2 separate regions of the Homo sapiens genome follow, and region 2 is linked to region 1. A link is a contact called in ENCODE Hi-C or POLR2A ChIA-PET data. All regions are on one chromosome and are shown on one strand. The core of a region is the stretch at or near the end of the contact, and the rest is flanking DNA. Distances in the headings are between cores, read along the strand shown. Region 1 overlaps TRERF1 (transcriptional regulating factor 1). Region 2 overlaps TRERF1 (transcriptional regulating factor 1).

Region 1 (5,780 bases), core at 1,076-3,575:
ACCTGGGCTGAACTCAAATAAATGTTGTTAAAAGATGCAGTTTTGATTTCTTTCTTTTTTTTTTTTTTTTAGGCAACTTTATTCAGGCAGTACTGGAACAGGATGGGAAATACTAACATGAAGTTGGGTTCGAATTATTTTTCACCTGTTTTTAATCATCTATTACACAGGTAGATGGTGCCCAACCTTCAAAACCAGAAGACTAGGAAAAATACGAGCTCAGCACACTTACACAGTCTCAACTCAGTGCTGGCTGGCCTGGCATCAAGTCCGCACAGTTGCCGCCAACCACAGTCAAGTTGGTACAGCTGCCATAGAAAGCTGAAAATCAGACTGCCACGAGATCTGCCTGAAAGTTCTCTGTACATTCCCCCAAGTTTCATCCACCTGAAAAATGCCAGTTACCACCACCTAGAACACCTTTAAACAGCTTGGTGGCACTGCCAGAGTAAGAGACACCTAAGGCTTGGGTTTTTCAGAAGGTGAGGATTCCGTTAGTAAGTTGATTAGAACTCCCAGAATTAGCCCAGCAGTGTCAAACAGCCATGAGAGGCAATCGGCTTGGTTTTTAAAAATGGTTTCAGTCTCATGCTCTATGTGTTCCATTCATTGTGTACAACTTCACTGAATTAGCAGACAGTCCAGCTTATGGCTTCCATGCCTCCACCAAACAAGATTAGAGAAAAAAACAAAACAAAACAAAACAGAAATGAAACCACAGGAAGGCAGGCAGGTATCCAAGTCATGGGCCCCAGTGTGGATCAGTTTGGATGCACTGTGTGCCTACAGGGTCTTGCAGGTGAAAACAGCCTCTGTTACTGAATCCTTCCACCAAGACTGGAACCTAGACACTCAGAGCAGGCCTTAAACACAATCTGAGAATGACAAAGACAAAATACCATGGACATAAGATAGAATTGGAGAGAGGGGGTACTTAAAAAGAAAAAATCAAGACAACCATTAGCTTTTCTTTAAAATAGCCCACTCCCTGGTGCACTTCCAGTAGAATACAGTTGACACTGAAATCTGTAAGGCTGTGGCACAGGCAAGAAGCGAGGTACCTCTGTGTGTCAGTGGCCAGTCTGCCTATCTATCAGCAAAGCTGGAGGATTCCGGGTCAGGATGTGCCCTGGACAAGGGAAAGCTGGCCCTAGAGAGACATTCTATTGCCAGGCTACAGACCACACTCCAAGCCCAGCTCTCTCAGAAACTGATGCCAGTGAAGGCAACGTGAGAGACGCAGGCTGTGACAAGAGTGAACTAAGAGGCAGGACACTGCTCCATCACTTTGGGTCACTGCTGGAGGTCCCCATTGTCCATCTCTCCATTGGCATCCCTTAGTGTTAAATAAGACTGGACCAGTGACCCAGCACGGAGCCTCTGAACCCCAAAGAATGTGCCCAGTAAGCATGGGCTCACCATTCCTGTTTTCATTCTTTTATTATTAATATTATCCAGCCGTCATTGATTAAGCACCTATAATGCCTTCCCTCCCAACTTCAAACACTTGATAGGAAGGTAAAGTGAGGCAATTCAGGTGAAGCCCACACAAACACATAGCTCTTATCATTAGCACAGCTATTATTGTGAGCTCAAACCCACTCAAAGCCCCTACAGAACTAACTCAACCTGAGTTAAGTGAGCTAAAATATCCCAAGAGGGAGTGCCTATCAGAAGCTTCATTTCTCAGGACCACGTTTGCTCTTCAAATGAGAAGCTAGTTGTCTAAAGGAACAATCTCTCTCTCCATCTGGCCAGCCAGTGACTTGTCCCTTGTATGTGTGAAATGTGCCTTCCCCAACAGGAGGCATTTTAAGCTTGACGGGGTTTTGTTAAAGTTAATATACGTGGGCCCTTTACAATCCTGGAAACTAATTATTGAATCGCCTCTCTCCTTCTTCAAGTCATCAGGTGGAAATGAAAAACGGAGGTAGAAGCAGAGAAAGAAAAAGTGTCGGGGGAGAATTCTACTTTCCCCACGTCTTCGAGTACAAGAGCTAATCTAGTCCTACAAACGAAGATATACAAGAGGCACAATTTAAATAACTTTCCCAGCCTTTAATTAAGCAAAGTAGAGTGAAAGGATCAACAGCCTCTGACATGAATTTGCATACCTTTTGCCAAGTTCTGTGTGTGTGGAGGGGGAGTCACATCTTCCCCAAACTTGTTTCACACTCACTACTCATTCTCTCCACAGGCCTCATAAGAGGCACAACCATTTAAAACAAACAAGAGCTTCTAACCCAACCATTTGAGAGAGCTATGTGATTTTAAAAAGAAAAAAAAAGGTCAACAGCGTTCTGAGTACATATCGCAAGCTTTGTTCTACTCGCTTCCCCACTTCCTGTTGCTTCCTCACCTCGTAACTTTTTATTTTTGAAGCCTATGCGTTCGCACTGGTATCACTGTAAGGTTTCAGTGGGAGGCCGTCGGAGAGACCAGGATGAGGAGGCTCTGTACTGTTCTGAGACAGACAGGACCGTACGAAAGACAGAAATCACAACCGCCCGGCCCTCAGGAAAGTACAGCCAAAATTTCACCGCTCCCGTCAACAGTGGGGGTGCTAGGAAAACAGTTGTGGGCGAGCTTTACTTTGTGGGGAGCACACTGTGTGGGCAATGGTCACTTAACCATTAGTTAGTACCAAGTGGCTTACAGCTGGGGGCAAGGGGAAAAAACACTTGACACCCACAGACCAAGAAATACACGAGCCGGCTCTGCAGGTTACTAGGGCCTCTCCAAACACCTGCCCAAGCCCTGCACTCCAGGGAGGGATCACCACTGGGAAAAGGAACTGAAAGACTGAAATGCTTTGTGAGTGGGACCCTGTCTTATCTCCAGCTTAGAACAGAGGTCAGAACAAAAGGGGGACATGGACACCATTTGGCCAGACCCTTCCTGTTACAGAGGACACCAGGACCAAGAGCTGTTATCACAAAGCTAATTTACTCACAGGAGACCAGGTATTGGATCCCAGTTCTCCCATCTCCCAGAACAGGGCTTTTCGAGATCTTCTCAAACGAACATGGAGCAGGTGCTCAATAAATGTTGGCTCAGCTACACTGGACTGCAATGCATGGTGGGTGGAGAGTGCAACCCTAAAATACTTTTTGTCTGATACCAGGAGGTCCCATCTTCCAGAAGATGTTTTGGGGGTTAGAGTAGCCTGTCCTCATAATCTACTCTGGCTCTTAAATGCCTAGGGTTAAGGACTGCCCTTCAACAGGTCCCTAAGCTAGACTGTTGCACCCATCTGCCATTATTTCCCAGCCGGGGGGAACAATTCTGGGAGACAGGGTGATATTGCACAAGTCACAGGGCAGGGAATGAAAAGCTGGGCTCCAGCCTCTGGTGAACAGTCTCAGCAGATGGCCTCAGGGAGTCCTCCTGCCCACACCCACCACCCCCATGCCTTCCTGCATCCACGTGTACCCTTTGAACACGATCTCTAAGAAGCTGCTGGTCCTGTGGGCCTCGGATCCTAAGAGCCTATACTCTCCCATCTGCTGGCCACCACAGAGCTCATTCTTCTGCCCCCACCTTCACCCTCAGCCTTCCCGCCTACTCTACCTGCCTAGAACATCTGTGGGCCCTCAGAACATGGAGCAGTGGGCTGGAGGGTTCTATGTACATTTCTACCTAATTTGAGTTTACCATGAGCTCTCGATGTGTCTTCTGGAATCCTCCCCACAGAGTAAAGCTTTGCTCCCAAAATAAAATAAAACTTAAAATGTGATGAAGGCCTGTATGTGCCAGGTGCTTGGCCAGGGTCAGGCTGGGCTGTGTCTCAGGAACTGGGAGAAAGACATCCAGAGTTGGAATCCAAACAGCTGAAGCCCAGCTTCACCCCATCAGCCTCTATCTCCTTCCCATGACTGATTTTCTTCGCAGACCTCATCGACACCTGACATTGTAGTAGATGTGTACACGTATACTTATTATCTGTCTTGCTCATTGGAAGGAATGCTCCATGAGGGCAGGGGCTGGCTTTGTCTATCCTGGCAGCCAGGGCAGCACCTGGCACATGGCAGGGGTGTGATGCCTGCTAAATGAATGAAGAAATGAATGAGTGAATGAATAAGCAGTTGATCCTGGATGTGCCTCAATCATGACCAAGTCACTTAACATCTTTAAGTTTCCTTATTTATAAAATGAGGATAATAATCATGTATTCTTTATGTGACTGGAGTGATCATTAAACAAGAAAATGATCATAAGAGCATTTAGGACGTACCTGGGACACAGCAAACCAACGATAAACGTTAGCTATTACTTGTTAGCCATTATTATTATAGTCACTGATGGAAACAGAGAGAAATAAAGCCTCTTTATTATACCCTGGGCAGTTTTTAGGCTAACTAACTGAAATTCTGTGTGTGTAAGACCTATCCAGAAAGGATCATTAAGAGAGGCCTGAGCCATGGGCCTGCATAGATACTATGGGTCCCTCAGAGCATCAGTCTTAGCAGAAAATCTTTTCATGTCCCTGAAAGTGATAAGCTCATTTGCACAAAGGTTGCTTTATGGGTCTCTGATAGCCATCATCCCAGCAATTAAAGTCTTCAAATACCTAATTCCTGCCCTCAAGAGCTTACAGTCCAGCTGGGGGAAATGAGACATTAACATATGAAAGGTGACCTATAAATTCAAACTCAAGACAACATATGTCAAATGTCAAATGAGTACACTGGAGATGAAGTCCTGAGAAACGCTGGTAAGGCGAATGTTTAACAAGCAGCACACACACACATACACACACATACACACACACACACACACACACACACAGCAGTTGTCAATTTCCATGGTATAAATACTCCCACTATGGCGTTTCAAGCTGCCGACGCGAGGGCCACTGGACATGGAGTTGGGAAGAGACATGCACAGTTAACTCCCACGAGCTGGTGCGAGCCAGCTTCCACACGCATCACCGATCTAGGTCCTATTGTCAATAATCTCTCAAACAGGTCAAGGGCTGTGGGCCAAGTGGTCAGTGCTAACAACCAGCATCTTTGTAGTACTTCAGGTTACAAAGCACATCAGAGGTCATTACTGTATTTCATCCTCACCACCTGGCCAGAAAGGCATTCCTGCCTTCATTTTGCAGATAAATAAACTGGGTTTCAAAAAAGTACCACAAATTTTTCACTGTCATTCTGCAAGTGAGTGACATTGTCAGGGCTTGAACCAGTATCTTCTGGGGCAGCCAAGGCCTCTCATCATCCCCTCTGCCCCTGAGAAGGAGGGCTTCTCAGAGAAGTGGTTGAAGGACGATGAGAAGTAAGTAAAGGTCAGAACAGAGATTCAGGAGAGGTACAGCACTTAAGCAGATGGTGAATTCCCTGCAGAGTGCAAAGGTCACGGGAGTGTGCAAGGCCTGGCAAAACCTGAAACTAATGCAACCATTTAGTTCAGTGTGCTTCACCAGAGAATTTCTTTCCTAAAACAGTGACCTAGCTATTAAAATCTGCATTCCCAAATCCGCTGCAGCATTAGGTGAATGAGCAAAAGAAATGGAAGGCAATTTAGATGACTAAATATAGGGGAGCTGGTTAAATAAGTTATAGAACTTCCGCATAATAGAATGCTGTGCCACCACAGAAAGTCAGGTTTTAAAAGAGCAGTGTACAACTAGGAAATCCTCACAATAGAGTTTTTAAAGCACATTACATAACAATATGTGCAATATGATTCCAGTTCTGTAAAAATGAACAAGCAGGCAAACTCTCCAATGTATATATGCAGGAAAAAAAAAAAAAAAAAGACTGGGATGTAAACTT
Region 2 (5,780 bases), core at 1,958-4,457, 38 kb after region 1:
TACTTCACACTGACTAATAAGAGCTACCATTTACACAGTGTGCTGTCACTTACTGGATTATTCATCTGACCCTCACAACATCTCTATGGAATAAATATGACAGCCCCCAACCAACCCCCTACATTTTACAGCAAAGAAAACTGAGGCTCAGAGAGGCTAAGAAAGTGCCCAGTCACAGAGCACATAAAGGGCAAACCCAGAGTCAGAGTCAAATCAAGTCCAGTGTGGCCCCAGAGCCCATGCCCCTTTCACATACCTAAACCGACACGGCCCCCTGGGCATTTTTTTTTTTTTTTTTTTTTTTTTTTTTTTTGAGATGGAGTCTCGCACTGTCGTCAGGGCTGGAATGCAATGGTGCGATCTCAGCTCACTGCAACCTCCACCTCCCAGGTTCAAGCAATTCTCCTGCTTCAGCCTCCCGAGTAGCTGGGATTACAGGTGCCAGCCACCACGCCCAGCTAATTTTTTGTATTTTTAGTAGAGACAGGTTTTCACTATGTTAGCCAGGCTGGTCTCGAACTCCTGACCTCGTGATCCGCCCACCTCGGCCTCCCAAAGTGCTGGGATTACAGGCGTGAGCCAGTGCCCCGCCGGCCCCCTGGGCTTTTTATCTTCTCTGCATGGGGCTGCTTTTCCTCCCCACTTGCCCCCACAAACCTCCCCAGGCTCCAAGTTTTGCTCCACATCCCACAAAGACTTTCCCTGCACGTGGGGAGCAGGGCTCTGGAATACAAGGTCACCCTCCAGTCTGTCCCTTACATTTGCACTGACATACATACTTGACACTTCCCTGGCTGCAAGATGCTAGGTGTCACCCAGCAAGTTGGCAAGCGGACATCATCCAGGCCCATCTCTCCTAGGGTTCTCCCAAGTCAATGGTTTCCCCTTCAGTTCTGCAGAAACCAATCCCTTTCCAACTCTGAAAGGCTTTTACTGCAAACTGAAAGCAAACATCTAGCAAATGCCTACTACACACCGGGCACATGACATATCTTAACTCAGCAAGAAATACTATGTAGCCACTAAAATTATATAATCCAGACCAACATATGTAAATAAACATGAAACTCTGTGAAGTGAAAAGAAAGCAACTCAAAAATAGTACCTACATGCCAAATGTGAGTAAACACAGTACCCCCACACAGACACCAGTGGGTAATATAAATAGAAATGGGTGTTCACTAGAACCTTTCTTCAGTAAAGTTACCTAGATTTCCAATGTCCCCCAGGAGCTACTTGTCAACTATTTGTAACAGGTCTGGTTTCAAAGCAATGCTACAAATAATTATTCCCAAAAAGAATGAAAACTCCATGTGGGTCATGATCACATCTATTTTGTTCGTAGCTGTCTCTCTAACAAAGAGGTGGAAGCCGTCAGACCAGGGATCAGCAAATATGACCTGCTGCTAAACCTGGCCAAACACCTGGTTTTGTGAATGAAGTATGATTGGAACGCAGACACGCTCATTCATTTACGAGTGATCTGTGACTGCTTTTGTGCTACAGCAGCAAAGTTGAGTAGTTAGGACAGAGATACGGCCCACAAAGTAAAAATATCTACTCTCTAGCCCTTTATAGAAAGTTTGCCAATCTTTGATCTAATGCTTAGCCTAGAATTCTGCATATACTGGAATAATACTTATTGAATTAATAAATTCACTTACGAATGTATTATATACATTTAAAACCTTATATCAAATTATTATAGGTTTATTTACTTCAATTAACCTAAACCAAGGTAATATATAAGAACTAAGGGCTGGGCGCAGTGATTCACGCCTATAATCCTATAATCTCAGCCTCCCAAAGTGCCTATAATCCTAGCACTTTGGGAGGCTGAGATGGGAGGATCACTTGAGGCCAGAAGCTCGAGACCAGCCTGGTCCATGTAGCAAGAACCTATCTCTATAAAAAATACATAAATAAATTTGTTTTTAAAAAAGAACTAAGGCTTATTCACCTAGGGCACATAAATGCTTAGCAAATGAGAAATACGTTCTTTGGTTTATTGTTTGTTAAATTTTGATGGAGACAAGGTCTCACTCTACCACCCAGCTGAAATTCAATGATGCAATCATAGCTCACTGCAGCCTCAAACACCTGGGCTCAAGAAATTCTCCCACTTCAGCCTCCCAAGTAGCTAGGACTATAGGCGTGCACCACTATGCCCAGCTAACTTTTTTGTAGAGACAGGATCTCACTATGTTGCCCAGGCTGGTTTTGAACTCCTGGGCTCAAGGGATCCTCCTGCCTCCATCTTCCAAAGCACTGGGATTACAGGTGTGAGCCACCTTGCCCTGCCTTACTTTTTTTTTTTTTTGAGACGAGGTCTCATTCTGTCACCCAGGCTGGAGTGTGGTATGCCATCTCGGCTCACTGCAGCCTCCACCTGCCAGGCTCAAGCAATCCTCCCACCTCAGCCTCCCGAGTAGCTGGGACTACAGGTGTGTGCCACCACACCTGGCTAATCTTTGTATTTTTTGTAGAGACAAGGTCTTCCTATGTTGCCCAGGCTGGTCTTGAACTCCTAGGCTCAAATGATCCTCCCGCCTCAGCCTCCCAAAATGTTGGAATTACAGGCATGAGCCACCACACCCAGCACATTCTTTTTAATATATATAAAAAAAAAATCAGACTCTTGACACCATCATTAGGAGGTATGTATACCTTGAACAGTTTCTTCCATGAAAGAGATAAGATTACACCAAGTCATATACACCCTAGAGCTAAGGTAAGTATCATGCAGCCACTGCTTGCAGTGGGAAACAGCTGGTAAGAGCTTGGCATGACATCTAGGGCCGGAAATAGGAGTCAAGTCTGGGTAACCAGTCAAGATGCTGTAATAATCCCCAAGTGGGGCTCAAAGTAGGATTTTGGCCTCCTGAGCCTTATATTCTAAGCAACTAAGCTACAGGCCCAGACTGACTAAGGTGAAATCATTTCATTTATTTTCTATGTAACTTCTGGTAGGGACAATGCATCGGAAAACAATTGTAGGCTCAATGATTTTCCCCTTAATTTATCAGTACCATCTGCATTATAATGTAACTGAATATTTTTAGTTCTGCAGACTTGATTATTCAGAGGCTGATCATTCAGCTGTTGGCTTTTTGAAGCTCATTATGGCCCGAGTACCCGAAGACAGGAGAGAGGAAATGAAAGGAGGTGAAACTCAAATCAGTGGGCGTTGCTACTTTATTAGCAGATGAGACACCAAGATTGGGGTGGAGGGGGTGCGAGAGGGTGAAACCCCAGGTCTCCAGAGCTGAGGCTCTCTTCAGGCAGCTTTTATCAGATTCACACATCTTACATCACAGCACACTGACAGTCTGTCAATAATTCTGTGAGACTGGCCTATCCCCATAGTGATCCAAGACTATCACTAAGCTCCCTTCCTTTGTTCATATGGAAAAACCAAAACTCCAAAGGAGATTAACAGTTGAAGCCTTGAGGCCTAGAACCAACCCTTGCCCTGCAGAAGTCAGAGGACAGGTCAGCCCTGACTCCGAAAGGCCTGAGGATGGATTCATTTAGGGAAATGTTTAGAAAAGAATGCTGGGAGGAGTCTAAGCCACTTCCTCATGAAGCCCTGCCTCCCTCTCCCTCCCTTCCACACATTAATTATTCCCAGCAGGCCTTCCCACTTCCCAGGAACCCACAGATAGAGAAGTCCAATACACTGGCTCTGAGCCCTGGGTCACACCCAAGGTCCCCTGGCACTGTCCCTCTCGCAGCAGGCTGAGCTGTGGTTGGAGACTTGACTCCGGTCCCAGGCCCACATGCCCTTCAACCCCATCTGTGCCCAGCAGGCGCTGGGTGAATGTTACTGAACAAATGAATGAAAGCCACTCATTATTTTAAGTGAAAACTAAGTCACACCCAAGGAGGACCACACTCCTAATTTCTCTAGTGACAGTATTCCTCCAGCTGAGCCATGCAAAATGCACCTCACTTCTCTCTCCTTTCCTCTCCAGTCTGCTTCCTTTTTTCTTCCATCCTGAGCACTGGTGTCTGGAGAAACCCCCTGCCCTGGGAAGGTAGCATTCTCTTCTCTGGCTGACAACAGACTTTCCCGTGGATGGACCCTGCGAGGTCTGGGAAGCCCTACTCACCTCAACCCAGTAGGCTCCGGGCCGTCCTAAGTGAACCAACCACAGGAGAAAACCACGGAGGGGGGGAAATGGAAGGAAGCACCCCCTGCTACCGCCTCCTCTCACTTTCTCCGGGGCCTTAGCTCTGTCAGATTTTGAAGCATAATGAGTTTTGTTTCATAACAGTCTTAAATGAACTGGAAGGGGGAAGGGGATGACAATGATAAAAATCTTAATTAAAAAAAATTCCTACAGGCAAAGAGATTATCCAGATCCTGAGATGTGATAAAAGTCTGTTGAGCTGGGGGCCCTCCCGAGCCCCCAAGGACACAGCACTGGACATATATTTACGGAGCGCCTACTGTGTGCTGGGCACTCTTCCGAGGGCTTCGGATGCAGCAGTGAACAAACCCATTCTAGGAGAGGGAGGACTGGCAACAAAGATAATGAACAAGCAAACTACAGAGGACGGGAACAGGCTGAAGTGTTTTGGAAGAAAAGGAACAACAGAGCAAGTAAAGGGGATGGGTCATTCGGGCGAAGGTGTGGCGCACCTAACTGGAGAGGTGAGGAAAGCCCTGTTGAGAAAGAGACAGACTTCTGAGCCAAGACTTGAAAGAGGGCCGGGAGGGAGCAATGCAGATGAGTATCTAGGTTCTGGAAGAGCAACCCCAGCAGAGAGGACGGCTGTGCAAAGGCCCTGAGGCAAGCGCATACCAGATATGGGGCTGGAGAGGAGGAATGAGGAGGAGAGCTGTAGAAAGACAGGGCCTCAGGGGGGCTAAGGACTACTGTATGGACTCTGGCTTGTACTGCTTGGTGGGGGCCGCTGATGGGTTGTAAGCAGGAGAGAGACAGGTTTCCTTGTCATTCTCTGCCACCCCATCCCATCATTCTTCCTGGTAATCTCCCTTGATATCATTTAATAAATATGGCTCAAAGCCCTCTCAGACTTCTGGTGATGAGTTATAAACTCAAACAATCTTAAGAAAACCGGCAAGTCCCACACCTACTGCCCCCCAAAATCAGTATTAGACCATCTTCCCTCACTCCAAAAAGCAAGGAGTTGAATCTTTTTTCTCTTAAGAGCTGCTGACCAAGAGAAGAAATAGAAAATGTTAATTAATAAGCCAGGCGCTATGGCTCATGCCTGTAATCCCAGCACTTTGGGAGGCCAAGACGGGTGGATCACTTGAAGTCAGGAGCTTGAGACCAGCCTGGACAACATGGTGAAACCCCTTTTCTACTAAAAATACAAAAATTAGCCAGTCGTTGGCTGGGCGCGGTGGCTCATGCCTGTAATCCCAGCACTTTGGGAGGCCAAGGTGGGTGGATCACGAGGTCAGGAGATGGAGACCACCATCCTGGCCAACATGGTGAAACCCCGTCTCTACTAAAATACAAAAAATTAGCCAGGCGTGGTGGTGCATGCCTATACTCCCAGCTACTTGGGAGGCTAAGCAGGGGAATCGCTCGAACCCAGGAGGCGGAGGTTGCAGTGAGCCAAGATTGTGCCACTGCACTCCAGCCTGGAGACAGAGCAAGACTCCATCTCAAAAAAAAAAAAAAAAATTAGCCGGGTGTTGTGGCAGGCAACTGAATCCCAGCTACTCGGGAGGCTGAGGCAGGAGAATGGCTTGAACCTGGGAGGTGGAGGTTGCTATGAGCTGAGATTGTGCCACTGCACTC

Evidence for each region. A loop is a pair of places that touch in the nucleus more often than their neighbours do. ChIA-PET counts read pairs that join two places held with the same protein, here RNA polymerase II (POLR2A). Pooled maps may share reads with other maps.
Region 2: a map of CD8-positive, alpha-beta T cell shows a loop between it and region 1 (2.0-fold over the local background). The contact joins two enhancer-like sites. A Hi-C loop is called at or near these places in 5 of 168 maps with a recorded cell type or tissue (CD4-positive, alpha-beta T cell, CD4-positive, alpha-beta memory T cell, CD8-positive, alpha-beta T cell and 2 more), 12 of 37 single-sample maps with no recorded cell type and 15 of 50 pooled maps. POLR2A ChIA-PET finds 5 or more read pairs at or near these places in 24 of 52 experiments (A549, CD4-positive, alpha-beta T cell, CD4-positive, alpha-beta memory T cell and 17 more).

What each region holds. Positions count from the first base shown.
Region 1 is chr6:42,388,171-42,393,950 of GRCh38, forward strand. The region is part of intron 2 of TRERF1 (transcriptional regulating factor 1); the gene reads right to left. Among named protein-coding and RNA genes, the nearest start is that of TRERF1, 61 kb to the right of the region's middle. RefSeq lists an enhancer at 2,203-2,352. Within about 2 kb of position 2,326, at least 7 of the 41 ENCODE cell types and tissues checked have a DNase peak (open chromatin) inside an H3K27ac peak, as active enhancers do; they include CD4-positive, alpha-beta T cell, CD8-positive, alpha-beta T cell and natural killer cell, where a contact is called at or near this core.
Region 2 is chr6:42,425,249-42,431,028 of GRCh38, forward strand. The region is part of intron 2 of TRERF1 (transcriptional regulating factor 1); the gene reads right to left. Among named protein-coding and RNA genes, the nearest start is that of TRERF1, 24 kb to the right of the region's middle. RefSeq lists an enhancer at 4,024-4,113. Within about 2 kb of position 3,208, at least 10 of the 41 ENCODE cell types and tissues checked have a DNase peak (open chromatin) inside an H3K27ac peak, as active enhancers do; they include CD4-positive, alpha-beta T cell, CD8-positive, alpha-beta T cell and natural killer cell, where a contact is called at or near this core.